2 separate regions of the Homo sapiens genome follow, and region 2 is linked to region 1. A link is a loop called in an ENCODE intact Hi-C map of the cell type or tissue named here. Cell type or tissue: Caco-2. All regions are shown on one strand. Each heading gives the region's core, and the rest is flanking DNA. Links, peaks and the distances in the headings are about the cores only. Region 1 overlaps SMAD5 (SMAD family member 5). Region 2 has its middle 28 kb from the start of SMAD5.

What was found. Peaks named below come from ENCODE experiments on the same cell type or tissue, not always from the same donor. Only the 100,000 strongest peaks of a DNase experiment are listed, where the experiment ranks them.
Region 2: a loop joins it to region 1, with 6 times the contacts of the local background. A loop is called at or near these places in 3 of 110 quality-filtered maps.

The regions. Positions count from the first base shown.
Region 1 is chr5:136,172,698-136,175,622 of GRCh38, reverse strand. It overlaps SMAD5 (SMAD family member 5), which reads right to left. Exons shown (of 8, transcript NM_005903.7): 7 at 991-1,247. Among named protein-coding and RNA genes, the nearest start is that of SMIM32, 19 kb to the left of the region's middle. In Caco-2, for the core only: a CTCF peak has its summit at 1,379 (motif pointing right); no DNase peak of the experiment used is centred there.
Region 2 is chr5:136,103,153-136,106,077 of GRCh38, reverse strand. No RefSeq gene overlaps it. Among named protein-coding and RNA genes, the nearest start is that of SMAD5, 28 kb to the left of the region's middle. In Caco-2, for the core only: no CTCF peak of the experiment used is centred there; DNase peaks (open chromatin) are centred at 1,567 and 1,917.

The DNA.
Region 1 (2,925 bases), core at 283-2,782:
AATATGTAGATACAGTACAGATTGCTTAAATACATGACTAAAATTCTTTTCAGATTTTAAGCACAAATCTTTGGAATGTCAATACAGTCAGGTGAAGAGAGTAGATGAAAAACTTGAAAAGTTCCTTTGAACTTTGCAAATCCTTAATATTAAGGTTGGTGGAAAAGTAATTGTGGCTTCTGCCATTACTTTTAATAACAGTACTTAGCTAGGAATGAAATAATTTTAGTATTCTAAAGAATTCTGCCAAGTCACCCTAATGAAATCTAGTAATAATAATCAAAACTGTTGAAGTTAAGAGACTCAAATAGCAATTTTAATATTAAATGCTGATATGATTTGGCTGTGTCCTCACCCAAATCTCATCTTAAATTGTAGCTCCCATAATTCCCACATGTTGTGGAAAGGACCCAGTGGGAGATAACTGAATCATGGGGGCAGTTTCCCCCATACTGTTCTCACAGTAGTGAATAAAGTCTCATAAGATCCGATAGTTTTATAAGGGGTTTCCCCTTTCATTTGGCTCTCATTCTCTCTTGCCTGCCGCCATGTAAGATATGACTTTGCTCCTCCTTCACCTTCCGCCATGATTGTGAGGCTTCCCCAGCCACGTGGAACTGTGAGTTCATTAAACCTCTTTTTCTTCATAAATTACCCAGTCTTGAGTATGTCTATTAGCAGCATGAAAATGGACTAATACAAATGCTTTCTAGAAATTTAGTCTTTTAACTAAAATTCCTTATAATCTCAGCCCCTATTCAATATCAAAATCAATATCAATCATGCATTTTATAATGTCTAGATTACAAAATGAAATCTTAGATCTATTATGTAGTTAAAATTACAAATTCAATAATTTTATTTAAAAACCTGTTAAATCAGGCCAAAAGCAATTATCAACTTTCATTTAACAATTTTTAAAAATTATAACCTAAAGTCATAATATACACATTTATAGTGACTCAAATTATGTTAGAGGTCACAACTCACCTTGACAAAACTCATCCGAATGGTACACATTTTGGTGAGCTCATATACTGCCTCAAACCCATGGTTGACAGATTGAGCCAGAAGCTGAGCAAACTCCTGATTGTTAAAAATTTTGAGGCTGCAGCTGCTGGGAATCTTACAGACAGTGGTGGGATGAAAGCCATGATGAAAGTTGCAGTTCCTACTCTGTACAAATATGCTGCTGTCACTGAGGCATTCCGCATACACCTCTCCACCAACATAGTACAGATGAACACCTTAAAAAGACAAACATCACAAGAGTCAGCTAAAAGAATCATTACAATGAAACCAAATAGACTGTATGGTGCAACAAAAGTACCCATTAATCCACAGCAAACTTCCAGCAGTCTTTAGACAGAAGTTACCACTAGATGGCCTTCTGCTGCCAAAGATAATCAAGAGGTTAATGTCTGCCTGCATCTACAAGAGAAGCCTCAAATAGGCAGCAGATTAAGTTATCCATTTTTAGGTTGTTCTCTTTTTCCTTTCCCAACAATCATTTATCATCTCTATGAGAGAAAGAGAGGGCTAAAAAAAAAAAACCCCAAATCATCTTTTGATGAGTCCTTTCAAATAAATCCTCAGTGCTATCAACTATCATAAACAGTCATTTGACAGACTTTTGCACTCTTTGTGCTAACAAAGAGGACAGCAACACTAAAAAAAAACCAAAGTTACATATATAATTTCAGGTCATAAGAAGAGCTTTGAAATGGCAGATTTATCTTACTTAAAATTTTTTTATATTTAAAAATATATATGTTCCTTTGCAAGATGTGAGGGCAAAAAAAATAAAAATTTTAAAAATATATAAATATGTGGAAATAGTTTTAACATTAAATATTCAAATTATATAACTAAAGCTAGTCACCTAGTATTTTCCCAACATATCCCTCCACCACCCCAAAACTAACCCATGAAAGAAAAGGTCCTAGAACTATATGCTGGGGAAAAAGAAAAAACTGATTCTAGAATTTCAAAATTCACAAAATAGATTTCCCTTAAATTACTTCTACTGTGATGGAAGAAAAAAAAAATCAATGCCTAGAAGTGAGGCACTTCACTGAAAAAACTAAGGCAAGTTGGCAGTAAACTCAAGACAATGAAAACTTTGTTTCGTAACTTATTTTTGGCCGCAGGATTTTTTTGAATCACTTCTATAAGAAATCCTATCACAATTATATTTATTTACCTTTTATTCCTATTTTGGACCAAGATGCCCTCAAGTTAAAGAAGCAAAATGCAGCAAGGGGTAAAAACAAAACTTCTCAAGAAACAGGCAATACACTTTACCTGGGATGGGTTTCCTTCCTGATCACTTGATGCATGAGACTTTGACATTTTATTGCAGTATGAAAAGGGCCCGGTTTGTTATGGCAACTATCTGCAGGATGAATTATTAATAAAACCTTATTGCCTAAATTTAAAAGATGGGAGCAGTGGTGGTGAAGCCACTGGAGTATCATTCACACTAGATTTCCCATTTCTAATTCCGCTCCTCTCACATCATGGTAACACTTACAAGTCATCTCAACCCAAAATACTCCACAAATACCTTAATTATAAAATTCTAATCCTTCACCAGCATTCATACACAATATTCCATAAATATGTGTTGTGTATTTACAATGAGGCACTCTTCTAGCTACTGGGGATACTGCTGTGAACAAAGCAAGTTCCTGTACAGCTTATGTTCCAGTCAGGGTAACACTCAAAAAACAAAGTGGTAGTATGATTTCAGATCCTTAGCACTGGGAAGAAACACTAAGCAGGACAAAAAAATGAGGGAACATCATGTCTTTATTTGATTAATACATTCTTCAATATCGGCAACTTAAGGCAGAGGCCACGTGTCAAACTTCTTTGTATGTTTCTAGCACCTTTCACAATGCATGGTTCATGGCAAGTACAACA
Region 2 (2,925 bases), core at 276-2,775, 70 kb after region 1:
TCAAGTGATCCTCGCACCTCAGCCTCTCAAAGTATTGGGCTTACAGGACTGAGCTACTGTACCTGGCCCTATTATTCTCACTTCATAGGTGAGGAAACTGGGGCACAGAGAGGGGCAGAAACTTGCCCCAAGCTACACATCTGGGATTAGTGGAATGATGATTTACACCAGTGAAGACAGAGGTAAGCAGGGAAAGTCAGCCCGGGCAAGGAAGGGGATAAGGTAATACAGGACTTTGTGCGATTGAGTGATAATTCCTTAAAATTTCAAGGCTTCCACTGACTCCCCACCTGTTTTTCATTCATTTCTTTGAGAAACACTTCCTCTGTACTGCCTATAGATGGTCAACAAGTGTTGACTTGACAACGGAGATGTTTATTGGTAGGTTTCTTATGTTAAAAAAAAAAGGCTCATGCTTCTCCCCTTTGGGGTGTGTATCAGATGGCTGGTGGACGCAGGAAAAAAGCCCCATCACTGCTGCTGCTTCATGGCCGAGAGCCGCAGATTAGAGTGGATTCCTGAGATGGGGGACCAGCCAACCATCCCAAGAGCAGGAAGACAGGAGGCACAGAGAGTCGGCAGATCAAGCCCAGGTCCGTGACCACCATCCTTCTCCAGAAATGTCTCAGGGTAGATATAAGCAGTGCCAGGGGCAGGCCCTTGAGCTGGGACACCCCACTCTGCCATCAAGCAAGGGACCTGGGGCAAGTCCTTCCCACTCAGGTAGGACCTCAGTTTCTACACCTGGAAAGTGAAGAAACTGAATGAGGTCTAAGGTCTGCCCCAGTCCCAAAGGTCTCTGCTGTGTCAAAGAAGATCTGGGTCTCTCATTATTCCTGAAGTTGAGAAAGCTACTTTACCTATTATTTTATCATACTCAAACACTTTGATGGTAACAGAATCTGTGTTTTTTTCCCTTGGTGTGTTATTTTAAGTTATTAACTTCTTTTCATTATCTTTATCTTTGATCAAAGCCACCTATTCTTCATTGGATCTGAATTTACTGATAGACCAAATGAATCTAAAAGCTGAATTGCTACCCTCTCACCCCCATTCCCTCCGACATCCACCGACAACCAATTTGCTGGGTAGAGCATATAAATACTATGCACGTTTGCGGCACTTTGCAGGCTACCTTTTGTTTCTCTTCTGGAGGGTTTTCATGCATCTGAGCTAAAGGAGACAGAGCGTGAAGAAGCTGAAAGATCTAACAGAGAGGAAAGGCCGGAAGTTTACAGGGAAGATGGCTGATCCTTGCCAATGGGGTGAAAAAGTCAGACATCTGGTTGCTAGTTGTGTTTCCTGCTGAAATTCAGGGCAAAAGGTCCCCTACAAGTTTGGGTCTGGGACGGAGGAAAAGAAAGGGAGTAGGAGGGTAGTTGTGAGACAGGAATCCTGCAGCCGGGGAAGGGGGAAGTGACAGGCAAAGACAACTGTTCTATGTGCTTTCAACTCAAATCTTCTTCTAAGAGTGGGAAGGAGATTTGGCAAAATATTCAAAGCAATCCAGCTTCCGGGGGGTGAGCAGTATCTGAGAGGCCCTTACAGGTTTGCTCTTGGCTCAAGTATGCATTTTCAGGAGGAGCTACGAGGCTGCAATCCAAAGTTCTGCCTGATAACAGAAGCTAGGAGTTAACCTGGAATTCCTTATTACCACTGCAGATTAGCAAGAAGGGAACAAACAGATACCCAGATGTTTTGTGTGTGCGTGCCTTATTGCTATAATCCTTAACAGCACTTTGTGTTTTATGCTTTTACAAAGGACAAGGCCCTACATCCGATTCCAACCATCCCATGTTGATGAAGGATGAGTTAATCTGGAGTTAAACTAGGCAGGTTGGGACTATTAACCCCCATTTCGCAGGAGAAGAAACATGCTCAGAAAAAAGAAGCAAGTCGACCCACATTGCAGAGCCGTATCAGGCCTTGATTAGGTCTCCAGGCCCAGACTTGTACCCTAATATCTCATGTCACCAGGAACTGTAAAGAAGCCTGAGCTTTGTGTGTGGCCCCTGTAGCATTCAGTCCAAAGTGCTGCTTTTGAGCCACATGGTATAGAACTAATTCTTTGACCTTGTTGACTCCTGTAGCATTTTGGAGTAATTTCTGATCCAATGAATATTTGTGTCACAACCAACCAACCTAACATTAAATTCAGTTTTCCTTGAAATGAACTCCAATTACTAGCTCTTATTTTATATTAACAATTGTTACATCGACACTACACAACTCTTTCAACATTCTAATGTTTAAGCATTATCGTATTAATACAATATCCAGGAAAACAGTTTATGTTTTATATTTAAACCTTCAAATAAAAGTGATGCATTGGCCTTCCTTTCTTCTCTCCTTTCATTCATCATTCCACAGATATTTATGAAGCACTGAGCCTGGTGCTGGGGACACAGCAGTGAACCAAACAGGCAAGAACTTTGACTTCATGATGATGAAGACTGACAATACACAAATAGACACATCTGAAAATACAATAAGTCTTCATAAATGCCTAGAAGAAAAGAAGTGTGCTATGGCAGAAAAAAAATTAACCGAAGAGCCTATATTCAAGATGAAGAGGGAGGCAAAGAGGCCACGAAAGAGGAATAAACAAAAGGAGGATACCAGCAAAGGCCAAGACAGGCTGGTTTCAGGAGCTAGAGCTGAGGAACACCAGTGTGGCCTGAGTTCCTAAGAGGCTTCACAGGGGGTAGCTAAACCAACAAGTGCATTCAGCAAGACATTGTGGAGTCTGTTTGCACTATGAACCTCTGTTTTCTCATCTGTAAAGTTAGGAGAGTGATACTAACCACACCAGATGTTTGAGAGAATGATTAGCCTCCAGCCCAGTAAAATGGAAATCCCAAGTCAAGATATGCAAGTGTGCCTTTGTAATACCAGCTTTGCTTCATTGTAATGTTTTCCTGATCT